2 separate regions of the Homo sapiens genome follow, and region 2 is linked to region 1. A link is an interaction called in ENCODE POLR2A ChIA-PET data of the cell type or tissue named here. Cell type or tissue: PC-3. All regions are shown on one strand. Each heading gives the region's core, and the rest is flanking DNA. Links, peaks and the distances in the headings are about the cores only.

Evidence for each region. Peaks named below come from ENCODE experiments on the same cell type or tissue, not always from the same donor. Only the 100,000 strongest peaks of a DNase experiment are listed, where the experiment ranks them.
Region 2: POLR2A ChIA-PET joins it to region 1 with 6 read pairs; 2 of 35 experiments call an interaction of 5 or more read pairs at or near these places.

The regions. Positions count from the first base shown.
Region 1 is chr15:41,473,067-41,480,732 of GRCh38, reverse strand. RTF1 (RTF1 homolog, Paf1/RNA polymerase II complex component) reads right to left here. Exons shown (of 18, transcript NM_015138.5): 9 at 6,031-6,113; 10 at 5,121-5,208; 11 at 4,914-5,021; 12 at 4,210-4,287; 13 at 3,447-3,568; 14 at 3,218-3,275; 15 at 2,108-2,185; 16 at 1,535-1,630; 17 at 408-519; 18 at 1-152. The coding sequence ends at 46. It overlaps LOC105370790 (a long non-coding RNA gene), which reads left to right. Exons shown (of 3, transcript XR_932169.3): 3 at 1,242-1,306. Among named protein-coding and RNA genes, the nearest start is that of ITPKA, 17 kb to the left of the region's middle. In PC-3, for the core only: no CTCF peak of the experiment used is centred there; DNase peaks (open chromatin) are centred at 3,272 and 5,622; H3K27ac peaks cover 1,530 bases.
Region 2 is chr15:41,278,204-41,283,763 of GRCh38, reverse strand. CHP1 (calcineurin like EF-hand protein 1) reads right to left here. Exons shown (of 7, transcript NM_007236.5): 6 at 4,875-4,997; 7 at 1,877-4,428. The coding sequence ends at 4,375. It overlaps OIP5-AS1 (OIP5 antisense RNA 1), which reads right to left and starts at 1,067. Exons shown (of 5, transcript NR_152821.1): 1 at 1,046-1,067. RefSeq lists an enhancer at 138-879. In PC-3, for the core only: no CTCF peak of the experiment used is centred there; a DNase peak (open chromatin) is centred at 2,303; H3K27ac peaks cover 1,572 bases.

The DNA.
Region 1 (7,666 bases), core at 1,735-5,734:
GCTGCGATGGGGCATGCAGGGTCAGAAGCAGCAGGCTGGGTGTGCTCAAATAAGCCCTCGTCGTTTTTTGTAGTCTTCCAAGTTCAGAGATCTCCTTGGAGCCCCATCCTTGGCTGGCGGAGCCTTGGAGGTGATGGCTAAAGCCTTTGACTCTGTGGGAAAGAAGAGCAAGTTGGCAGCTGAGGTCCCACAAAGTCCTCTTAGTCCTGTGCTACACTCCTGCAGGCAGCCTCCTGACTGTGGCCCTGTTCCCTCTCACCATACCCACAGCCTGTCTTGGCCTGGCCTGTGGATGCTGATGAGCCAGCATTCCCCTTTCTTCCCTAAAAGTGGGCTTCCTTGTTGCCCCAGAAAACCATGGATCCATCTGGTTCTCAGCCCTCACCACCCGCCCCACCCTCACATACCTGAGCTGGGAACTTGTAAGTCAATCTTCACATCAAAATCGTGTACTTTGAACAGATCTTCTGAGAGGTCACTGGCTGACTTAGAATTCAAATCTTTATCTTTGCCTTGACCCTGGAATGTGAAGAGGAAAGCTAATGGTAAGAGCATAAATGCAAGTGGATTTCAAGCAGCAGCAGCCACTAACGGTACGAAGCTCTTATTTGAGTTCATTAGATTTTCCTACTAAGGCCCCTTTCTGATTCCTTCTCTCAGAGGGAGGCCACAGACAAAGAGCTTTCTCTCCTGAAGGCTACAAGCACAGAGAAGAGGGCAGGCTTGTGTCTGTGGTATGAGTGTAGAAAGGGTGGGCTTAAGCAACGGGTCACTTCCTGACCTAAGATTTCAGAAATCCTGAGACCAGTTAGACTACAACAGGAAAAGACTTAACTTGGACAGAAAACTGCTTTTTTTTTTTTTTTTTGAGGTGGGAGTCTCACTCTTGTCACCTAGGCTGGAGTACAACGGTGCAATCTTGGCTCACTGCAACCTCCCCCTCCCAGGTTCACGCGATTTTCCTGCCTCAGCCTCCTCAGTAGCTGGAGTTATCGGAACCCGCCACCATGCCCAGCTATTTTTTTTCTATTTTTAGTAGAGACGGGGTTCTACCATGTTGGCCAGGCTGGTCTCGAACTCCTGACCTCAGGTGATCCGCCCACCTCCGCCTCCCAAAGTGCTGGGATTACAGGCATGAGCCACTGCGCCCAGCAAGAAAACTGCTTTTAAATGTGCCATTTTCAACAAGCTTTCACTTTTACAATGTCTGATCTTTGTATGTTATCTCTCCTCCTGTGAAGCTGGCAGGGTATACAGTAGTACCCTCATTTTACACAGCAGAAAAGGGGATGCTGAGGGCTGGAAGCCAGCTGCTGAAGGACATAGTCAAGGCCCTAGGCAAGTAGTGGTGTCAGGTTTGGAATTAAGGTTGTCTGTTGATTATATCTGTAAATAACTGGGATGGAGAAGGGACTCCAAGAGGGACTCCCTGTTCCTCAAGGTGGAAAAATCAAGCCCAAACTAGACAAGGTACTTGTTCGGTATCTCAGCCAGCAGCCTCACTCAGCAGGCAACAGGGTGGTACCACACTTGCCTTGCTCATTTCCTTTGGAGCATCTGGTAACACTCCAGAACCGTATTTTGCATTCAGCTGGGCCAAGATGGCAGCTTGAACAGCTGGGTCTCTGGACTGAGAGAGAAAATAAGTTGTTTTAGAGATTGCTTGACACTCACAGAGTCCTACTGCCAGATTCTTTCCCACCTACCAAACTAACATCACAAGCACCACAGCCGACCCATCAGCAGCTAGTGGGGTTTTCCTCAAAGCAGCAAAAAAAAAAAAAAAAAAGGCAATTACAAGCTTGAAAGCCAAGCCCAGCCCAGCCAGGCCCTAGCTAAGGGACACATTACTAATGTCTGCTGCACTGTAAACCCACCCTGATACAGGAGGATCAGTCACTAGGTTTTTATAAATCCATGCCACGTTTTCACTACCGATATGTCCTATAGCAAGATAAAAAAGGAAGTATCCAGACCCAAGAGCTTCAGACAAGCAAATCCCAGCTAAGAAAACATTATTTTTAACTTCATTATTAATTTCCTAATGGAATTCATTTTGTGTCCTAGAATCTAGGTCCTGACTAAAATGTCCTCTTTCAGCACTCACATTAGAAACGATGGTAGGCTTGCACTGCCGCCGAGTAAAGGGATCCATCTGTTGGTTTTTCATGTTGTGACTTTCAGCCTGAAACAGAAAGCATGCACCACAGAACTGCACCTCCAGCCCCTCCTCTCATTCACCATAAGCTCACAGGCAAATAAGTCTTTGCACGGGACTGAAAAAAAAAAAAGCTATTATCCTTTTCCTTTTTTTTTTTTTTTAATTTTTTTTGAGATGGAGTCTCGCCCTGTCGCCTAGGCTGAAGTGCAGTGACGCAATCTCAGCTCATTGCATCTGCTGCCTCTCAGGTTCAAGTGATTCTCCTGCCTCAGCCTCTCCAGCAGCTGGGACTATAGGTGCAAGCCACCAAACCCAGCTAATTTTTGTATTTTTAGTAGAGACAGGGTTTCGCCATGTTGGCCAGGCTGCTCTCAAACTCCTGACCTCAGGTGATCCACCCACCTCAGCCTCCCAAAGTGCTGGGATTACAGGCGTGAGCCACCATGCCCGGCTAATTTTTTTTATTTTTTAAATGGATTCTCGCTCTCTTGCCCAGGCTAAAGTGCAGTGGCACGACAGCTCACTGCAATCTCCACATCCCAGGTTCAAGTGATTCTCGTGCCTCAGCCTCCCAAGTAGCTGGGATTACAGGCGTGCACCACCATGTCCGGCTCATTTTTGTATTTTTAGGAGAGACAGGGTTTTGTCATGCTGGCCAGGCTGGTTTCAAACTCCTGACCCCAGGTGATCCACCCGCCTCGGCCTCCCAAAGTGCTGGGATTACAGGCGTGAGACACCGCGCCCGGCATATTATCCTTTTCCCTTCAAGAATACCAGAGTAGATATGGGGGAAACAACCAAGAAACAGAAATTGAGAAAAAACAAATACCTGTGGAGTAGAATCTAAGGGTGGGAAGAGGTAGGACAGGGCAGAAGACTGCTGCTTTTCATTATGAATAAATTATATCGATGTACGTGGACATACAGAGAGAGTGTGTATACGTTAAGTGCCTACGTTATTTCAATAATTAAAAAATAAACTTAGGCAAGATGTAGAAAAGATGTCATGGTTTATTAATTAACTTTGTTTTAGTGATTCAGATAAAGTTTTCTTACCACAAGGGCCTTCTCAGACTCTACAATGTTCCACTCCCGGTTCCGCTGGTTGATGTAACTGTGGGGTAAGAGGGATGAGTCAGTGGCTGTGAAACAAGGGAGGGAGGGAACCACTGAGCCCTGAACTCAGATATCTATGGGGTCAGTGCAGCACAGAGTGTACAGGCCACAGGCTTGCCTGATAATTTTGGCCAAGGTCTGCGGGCCAAAAATAGGCTCCATAACACACCTGATAGCGGATATGTTCTTGGTCCGCTGGCGGTCCAGGGCCTCTGCCCGTTCCTCCAGCTCATTCAGTTGATCTTGGATTTGTTTGGCCTTGTCCTGATCCCCCAGGTCCTCAGCCATGGCCTACACATAGAGAGATGTGTGAGTTCGTTCTTGGCTACATACAACTGACTCCATATCAAGTATCCCCTTACTTCCAGCACAGGCAAAGATATCTCATGTGGTGAGCAAAGGACAGGAGATGTGGAAGAATACTGTAGAAGTACTTTACAAATACAAGATATAATTTATATTATAGTAGTGCACAGTACAGTGGGGAACACCTTCCCATACAGCTACCTGGCTGTGGGTCCCTGGTGGCAGTAGAACCCCAGGCCTCACAGGGTGGCTAAACCACCATAACAAGGCCCACCCCAACCCAGTGTGAAGAATGGAAAATCACCAGCCACAGGTGGCCTTGACAGTGTCATCTGTCTGTTCAGACTCAGTGTTAAATACCACCCCAGGGTCTATTTTATTACAAAGGAAACTGAAGTGACTAGAAAGTAAGAAGACTGGCACACACGCAGAAGATGAGTTTGAATTTAGGGAATGGAAAATGGCCAAGGAACGTTGCCCAGGTGCCAAGAACACACTGTGTTGCTTATAATCGAGCCCAGAATTTTCTCCCAATCCTACCACCACTAACTTGGCAGAGGATGAACAAGTTTGATTTCCACATCTCCTTACAGGATGAGGAAAGAGGCTCGAGTACAACTCCTTACCTTTTCCTTCAGTAGCTGAGTCTTCTTCATAGCGTAGTTGGGTGGAGCTTTTCTGAACCTTTCTTTCTCTTTTACAATCTGTACCAGAGAGGAGATACCAGCAGTGAGGTATTCCTAAGCTATTTTTGTAGACAGGCTAAGTGAGCCCATTTTGGATGCAAACAGCTAGTTACAAAGGGGCTGCTCTTCCTACAGCAGTGTCATGCCCCAGAGAGAGAGAGAGCGGGTTCATTCCAAGGGATACTATGCTGCTTCCTGGGTCACGGAGATTCTTCTGGGACAGGCTGAAGGAACATGCACCAAGAAACAGCAGCCCAAGGGCCTGGTAGTGTAAGGCTAGCCACTGTCCAAGAGAACAGAGATCAAATAATTTTACCAAGATGTTTTAGAAAAGGAAAACTCTTGAAGGATCAAGCCTAGCAGAATACAGACCCCTGAACCCTAAATACACTTTAGTGTATGTAGCCTCATTTGTTGTCTCATCTGAACTCTGAATACACTTCAGTCTATGTTAGCCTCATCCGGACATGAGAATGTATAGAAAAAAGCTTGATGAACTATAAATAATCAGGTAGTAATATTAGTATTCCCTCATTTTCATGCATAGCTAAAAATGTCAAGATATAGGGAAATAAAAGAGAATCATGTTCTCTCAACACTGGTTCTTGATGAACCTCCGGGTTCTGGGGCACCAGTTTTCTTACCTCTTCAATGTCCTGATCATTGAATTTATAATTAAGAGCTTCTTTAATAGATAATTCCTTTTTATTGATTTCATCTAGAGTGGGCAACTGCATGCCAGCAGAGAACATCTGGATCAAAAACACGATACGAGATTATTAGTAAGGGATTTTGGAAAGATATTTTCTCAACGTGCACGAACAACTGCTAGGTAATCTCTAGCCACGTACCGCTTCTTTCCACTTCATAAACTCACTTTCGGTGAATTCTTGGTTTGAGACAAACTCTAAACGGAACACGCGTTGGTCATTGCCATGCCTACATAAAAGAGAGACAGCATCTCCAAGAAATGTGCATGTTGACTGTAGTACAAGCAAAGCAACCTTACCAGACTATGTACCACCTATATATACCTATTGCAGTGGTTCTCAATCCTAGCTACCCTATAAAATCATCCCAGGCTGTTTTAATGAGCTGCCAAGATTGAGATCCCAAAGCTAGCACTGGAAACCAAATGGGCTTGGTCAGTGCTTCAAAAGTCAATTTACAATAAAATCCATTACAGTCAACATCAACAATATGCAACAGAGCCTGGGACAGGGTTACATGCCTGTGGTCACAGCTCCTCAGGAGACTGAGGTGGGAGGATCACCTGAGCCCAGGAGTTCCAAGCTGCAGTGCACTATGATGGCACCTAGAGCAGTGCCTGGCACACTGTACATTCGGTAAATATTTGCTGAGTGAATGACACTTTCATTTTACTGAAGAGGAAATGAAGTCCATAAAAATGATCTTTCTTGTCACAGATGAGGTTATGACATAGAGCCAGAACCAGAAGCAAGCCTCTTGGACATGCTTGCCAAGGAAATGCCAGCGAGGCTCTGGGAGGGTCTCTCATAACCACACATTTCCTTTCTCTGTGTCCTACCCCTTCATATATTTGGTTCCCTCTAGAGGAGAGAATATCCTACCTTCCCTATAGACAAAGATGGAATACAAGTCTCCCTCCAAGTGTACCTTGTGGGGATTGCATACATAGCGTTCATGGTAACAAGGAACATCACACAGAGAGAACAGCAGCCCCCAAAGCCAGTGCCTGTTTGAAGTGGAAGCAGAAGCTACCCCAGAAGTGCCTCCTACCGTAGTTGCAGCCCTTTGTTTGTTCTGGTGCCACCTAGTTGGTAAACTTTGGCAGTTTCCACAACACCCGTAATCTCAGCGACCTAAGTGAGAGGACAGAGACGCCAGTCAAAACCAGACTCTTCCGGAGCTTTCCACAACACTCTTCCTTTGCGTCTCTCTACCTGAACGCAGACAACTGATAGAGTGCTGAGTAGAGTCCACAGCTGCCAGGGGTTCTGAGAAAGGTTTCTCAGGTTTAGAATCCAGATGGCCAAGCACAGGGAGCCTTGTGCCCAGGAGGAGAAAGTGCCAGCAGAAGAGGAGCCCGATGGGGCCCACTGGAAGCTTTTCCTCCAACTAATTCTAACTTACAAGGGATGTATTTGGGATTTCACCAGTTGATTTTTATCAACCAAATGTGAAGACCATGTAGGTCAGTTTCTGTTGCCAAGCATTTCAGGATATGGCATGGCTGCAGGTCCTCATACAAGGGGATAACACACATAAAAACCAGACAAGAATAAAACAAAACAAAAACAATCCAGGCTGGGCGCCGAGGTTCAGGCCTGTAATTCCAGCACTTTGGGAGGCTGAGGTAGGAGGATTACTTGAAGCCAGGAATTTGAGACCAACCTCAGCAACACAGAGAGACCCAGTCTCTCTTTTTTTTTGTTTTTTGTTTTTGAGACAAAGTCTTGCTCTGTCGCCCAGGCTGGAGTGCAATGGCATGATTTTGGCTCACTGCAACCTCTGCCTCCCTGGTTCAAGTGATTCTCCTGCCTCAGCCGCCCAAGTAGCCGGGACTACAGGCACATGCCACCACGCCAAGCTAATTTTTTGTATTTTTAGTAGAGAGGGGTTTCACCATGTTAGCCAGGATGGTCTCGATCTCCTGACCTCGTGATCCACCTGCCTCCCAAAGTACTGGGATTACAGGCGTGAGCCACTGCGCCCAGCCGAGACCCAGTCTCTACAAAAAAGAAAAAAAAAATTAGTTGGGCATAGTGGTGTGCACCTACAGTCCTAGCTACTCAAGAGGCTGTTGTAGGAGGATCGTTTGAGTCCAGGAGTTCAAGGTTGCAATGAGCTCTGATCACACCGCTGCATGCTAGCCTGGGCAACAGGGCGAGATCCTATCTCAAACAGGCTGGGCACAGTGTCTCATACCTGCAAACCTAGCACTTTCGAAAACCGAGGCAGGAAGATGGCTTGAGTCCAGGAGTTCCGGATTAGCCTGGGCAACATGGTTAAGACACTGTCTCAAAAAAAAAAAAAAAACCCAACACCTGGGCCGGGCGTGGTGGCTCACACCTGTAATCCCAGCATTTTGGGAGGCCAAGGAAGGCAGATCACGAAGTCAGGAGATCGAGACCATCCTGGCTAACAAGGTGAAACCCCGTCTCTACTAAAAATACAAAAAATTAGCTGGCATGGTGGTGGGCGCCTGTAGTCCCAGCTACTCGGGAGGCTGAGGCAGGAGAATGGCGTGAACCCAGGAGTGGGAGCTTGCAGTAAGCCAAGATCGCGCCACTGCACTCCAGCCTGGATGACAGGGCGAGACTCCGTCTCAAAAAAACAAAACAAAACAAAACAAAAAACCAACACCAAGCACTTTAGGAGGCTGAGGCCAGAACATCACTTGAGGCCCGGAGTT
Region 2 (5,560 bases), core at 1-4,000, 200 kb after region 1:
AGCTGTACCACGTGGTAAGATAGTGTGGCTAGGCCGCGTGACTATTTTAAGCCACTGTTAGGTTAAACTGTAGTACTAATAATTTCATTCTCAGGCCCGAGGGTTTTTGTTTTGTTTTGTTTTTTGAGACAGAGTCTCTCACTGTCGCCCAAGCTGGAGTGCAGTGGCGCGATCTTGACTCACTGCAACCTCCGCCTCCCGGGTTTAAACGATTCTCCTGCCTCAGCCCCTCAAGTAGCTGGGACTACAGGCGCATGCCACCACACCCAGCTAATTTTTGTATTTTTAGTAGAGACGAGATTTCACTACGTTGGCCAGACTGGTGTCGAACTCCTGACCTCAGGTGATCCACCCGCCTCGGTCTCCCGAAGTGCTGGGATTACAGGCATGAGCCACCGCGCCCAGGCTTTTAATCCAGGGGTAGCACAACACCTAGGGAAAAAATTTAATGCTTCCAGTTTGTCTCTGTCTTTGACTCTTAAAGGGCCCAAACGTTGTCCGGCTGTTTACAGCTTTGGTCAATACAGGAGAGAAGGATTCGTCACTTTTCTGAAGGCCCTCCTGCATAGAGGAAACCTGCTGTAACTGGCAGTTTTGTTGTTTGCTACACCCAACTGTAGGGCATCCTTTCTTCTGCATCATTTCCCAGAGGGGCAGGTGTCAGGCCTCTGAGCCCAAGCTAAGCCATCATATCCCCTGTGACCTGCACGTATACATCCAGATGGCCTGAAGCAACTGAAGATCCACAAAGAAGTGAAAATAGCCTTAACTGATGACATTCACCATTGTGATTTGTTTCTGCCCCACCCTAACTGATCAATGTACTTTGTAATCTCCCCACCCTTAAGAAGGTTCTTTGTAATTCTCCCCACCCTTGAGAATGTACTTTGTGAGATCCACCCCCTGCCCACAAAACATTGCTCCTAACTCCACCGCCTATCCCAAAACCTGTAAGAACTAATGATAATCCACCACCCTTTGCTGAACTCTCTTTTCCGACTCATCCCACCTGCACCCAGGTGAAATAAACAGGCTTGTTGTTCACACAAAGCCTGTTTGGTGGTCTCTTCACACGGACACGTGACAGCAGGGAGGGTATACGTGGGGTGGCTCCTCTTCGGGGTTATGACAAGCGAGGCCCAGCGTAGGCAGTGTAGGTCCACTGTGCTTGCCAAACACCAAGAGGGCTGTCATCTGGGTGGATTCTTAGAAATGCAGATTCCTGGCCTGGCACGGTGGCTGTAATCCCAGCACTTTGGGAGGCTGAGGCGGGTGGATCAGCTGAGGTCAGGAGTTCAAGACCAGCCTGGCCAACATGGTGAAACCCCAATCTCTACCAAAAATACAAAAATTAGCCAGGTGTGGTGGCACGTGCCTGTAATCCCAGCTACTCAGGAGGCTGAGGCAGGAGAATTGCTTGAACCTGGGAGGCGGAGGTTGCAGTGAGCCAAGACTGTGCCATTACACTCCAGCCTGGGCAAGAGTGAGACTCCATCTCAAAAAAGAAATGCAAAGAAAAAGCCATGTAAAACCAGAGTATGTCACCGCTGAGGCTGCACATGAATGAGGAGGTGGGCAATTTAAGGAATGGACATATACTGGATTTTTAGGCTTTTTCTACATTTAAGGAGTCAGGGAGTCAAGAATAGAAATTGCGTCTTAGCTGGAATGAATGGGAAGTGGCCACGGCTGACAAAACCATGTCGAAGCCAAAAGTGCTGGCCCCTCGATGAATGTTTCCACTTCATATATCCAGGCAGCAGCAGAGTAGACTGCAGCTGACCGTACAGACATAAACTTGAGTAAGGGAGACACTGTGATTTCAAACTTGAAGGGACTAAGTTACATAAAATTCTTGTAAAATGGACAAAAGTTATTTTGTTTCAACCACAAGTATTTATTGATGGATCGAAGATACAATTTTAATGGAACAATAAGGCACAACCGTGGATTAAAACACTTTGCTATACAGCCAAAAGGGGGGAAAATCTATAACCTTAGGAACTTTATGCCAATCAAGAAGCCTCTAAAGTACCTCTCTAATAGATCAGTATCAGACATTCTTCCCTTTTACATAATTCCTATATTACATCACTTAATCATAAAATCTGACTGATACTTCATAAAGAATTCCTCATTCATTTATATTTGAGCCATCCAGCCTGGCTACTCCCCTGTTCTCCACCCTTTTCCATCACTTTGCAGTGGTATTTTTTAGCAATCTTCAATAGTTTTCCAAAGCAAGGAAACAAGCAAGCAAGCAATGAGTCAGAAAGTCAACCAAGGGCAGATGTGTGGCTAAATACACTCATAGAGACATACATTAGGATAGCAATAGCCTGATTCACTGAAGTCTAAACTAAGCTGACTTGGCAGAAAAGTTGCTGTGGCTCGCTCAAAGATCTGTAATGCCACCTTAGGTTGTGCTACTAGTGCCAGACCTCTTGTTTTTAAGGGATTAGCAGTGGTCTAAACAAGAAGCCAGGGAGCTAATGTAACCAGGCAGCTAATGACACAACAGTCAATGCTTTGGACATGTATTAGGAGCAGACTATGGCTTCCGTCATTAACATTTGCCAAGTGTAAAATTCATAAAGAATTTTGCGGCTGAGCACGGTGGCTCATGCCTGTAATCCCAGCACTTTGGGAGGCCGAGGCAGGAGGATCACCTGAGGTCAGGAGTTCAAGACCAACCTGGCCAACATGGTGAAACTCCCTCTCCACTAAAAATGCAAAAATTACCCAGGTATGGTGGCACACGTCTGTAATCCCAGCTACTTGGGAGGCTGAGGTGGGAGAATTGCTTGAACCCAGGAGGCAGAGGTTGCAGTGAGCCAAGATCACGCCACTGCACTCCAGCCTGGGTGACAGAGTGAGACTCCATCTCAAAAAAAAGAATTTTGTGCAAAACTTCAAGACACTAAGGAAACAATCTTTAAATATTTTGGACTGGGGCCAGGCGTGGTGGCTCACACCTGTAATCCCAGCACTTTGGGAGGCTGAGGCAGGCGGATCACGAGGTCAGGAGTTCGAGACCAGCCTGGCCAACATGGTGAAACCCTGTCTCCACTAAAAATACAAAAAATTAGCCGGGCATGGTGGTGCACACCTGTAATCCCAGCTACTTGGGAGGCTGAGGCAGGAGAATCACTTAAATCCAGGAGGCTGAGGTTGCAGTGAGCGATCGCACCACTGCACTCCAGCCTGGGTGACAGAGCAAGACTCTGTCTCAAAAAAAAAAAAAAAAAAAAAAAAAAATTTGGACTGGGATATTAGGCACTTCCGTAACACTAATATTTCTACTTGGAAATGTGAAGTGGAAAACATTCCAGTGCACATAACACTGAGGCATAAACCATGCTGCAAAGGTGTGAATGCATGAGGCTTTATAGGGTGCCCAGCCTCCTTATTAAATAAAAGCCATGAGAAAGTCCCTAGGCATATTGTCAGAGCAGCCATTCTGGTGGTAACGGTGTCCCCAAACTAAGCAAACCTGTAAGCATACTGCTGCTTTTTCAACAGTCAACATTGCACTAACAAGAGGAGCCACACAGGTACAAAGTTGAGAATCAGAGGCCAGAGATAGAGTGATGTGGGCAAGCAACCTAGAAGACTTGGCTCCATACCTCTCACCAAGGCCACCTTTCAAAAAGGGTATCTCCACCCAGCAGCCTTTGATGACAGAGCAGAGTGCAGAGGATGGTCTCATACTTCTGAGAGAAGTATTGATTACCAAAAAGCTCCTGAAGAGGCAACATCCCAGAGGCCCATTTAATAATGAAGGTAAATAAAAACTGCCAGACCCCTGAACTATCCTGCCAAGTCAGAAATACATATATAGGACATAGCTTGTGGTGCCAAGTAGAACAGAGGAGATTTTGAGGCTTAATGAAAAGCAGAAAGACTGCCAGAGTAAGTGAACAGTATGTTGGAAGACAGGGAAGTAGGAAGCAAAGAACATATAAAAAGGATGAAGAAGCATGCTGGCAGACTCGCTGGAGGGAAGGCAGCAGGGCTACAGTCTACATCTGGTGAAAGAGCTTTGCTGGCTTGTTCTTGGCATGATTGCCTCTCTCACTTTCTCAGACTGGATGGATGTGTGGCATTCAGCAGCAGAATGGGGAAGATGATATTTATAAATGAAGAACTAGTGAATGGATACTGAACAGAAATATATAGGGTGTACCATTCTGTAATGCCCTGTTTATACACCAAAGGCAGGTTTGTGTTGACAGAACATATTTGGGGTTGTCATGCAACAGCAGTAGTACTTTGGGAGAAGGGGAATGAGGGGGTGGAGGTGGAGTTGGTAGAAGGAGGACTTTCAAGTTCCAGTTCTTAAATACTAGACCGCAAGGAACAGTTTGGTCTCCTTTAGTGAAGAAATCGGATGCTCATTTTCTGTTCTACATCCACCTTCTCCAAAACCTGGGGGAGAAAACCAGTAACAGTTACAAAGGTTATGAAGATTACAACACTCCCAAGCTCTTATCTGAGTAATGTTTTCCCCCCTTCCTCCTGTGCAGTAAAACGTAACTTTTTTTTTTTTTTTTGGAGGCAGAGTCTCACTCTGTTGCCAGGCTGGAGTGCAGTGGTGTGGTCTCGGCTCACTGCAACCTTGGCCTCCTGGGTTCAAGCGATTCTCCTGCCTCAGCCTCCCAAGTAGCTGGGATTACAGGCACGCGCCACCACGCCTGGCTAATTTTTGTATTTTTAGTACAGATGAGGTTTCACCATGTTAGCCAGGCTGGTCTTGAACTCCTGACCTCGTGATCCGCCCACCTTGGCCTCCTAAAGTGCTGGGATTACAGGCGTAAGCCACCGCGCCCAGCCACTAAAACGTAACTTTTTCAAACAAGAAGTAAGTGACCAACCTTAACAAATTCTGTGAAAGATATGGCACTGTCCCCATCCTGATCAGCCTCCTGAATGGTCCTGTCTGCGATGCTGCCCAGCTGCTCATCTGAGATATTTACTCCGACCATCATGCGTAGCACCTGGAAGACCAAGAGCCAGGAATTACAAGGGCCTTGGGAATCAGAGGGACTCTTTACTAAGATTAAAAATAAAGCTATCACCATCCTCCTTTTCCTTTGATGCCCTCAAATACAGTCATGCACTGCATAATAATGTTTTGGTTAATGACCGACTGCATATATAATGGTGGTGCTATAAGATTATAATACTGTATTTTGATGAGAACACATAGACACAAAAAGGGGAACCACAGACACTGGGGCCTACCAGAGGGTGGAGTAGGAGGTGAGAGAGAAACAGAAAAAATAACTACTGGGTACTAGGCTTAGTACATGGGTGGCGAAATAATCTGTACATCAAACCCCCATGACAAGAGTTTACCTACATAACTAACCTGCATATGTAGCCCTGAACCTAAAAGTTAAATTTTTTTTCCTTTTTTTTTTTTTTTTTTGAGACGGAGTCTCACTCTGTTGCCCAGGCTGGAGGGCAGTGGCACGATCTCAGCTCACTGCAAGCTCTGCCTCCCGGGTTCACGCCGTTCTCCTGCCTCAGCCTCCTGCGTAGCTAGGATTACAGGCGC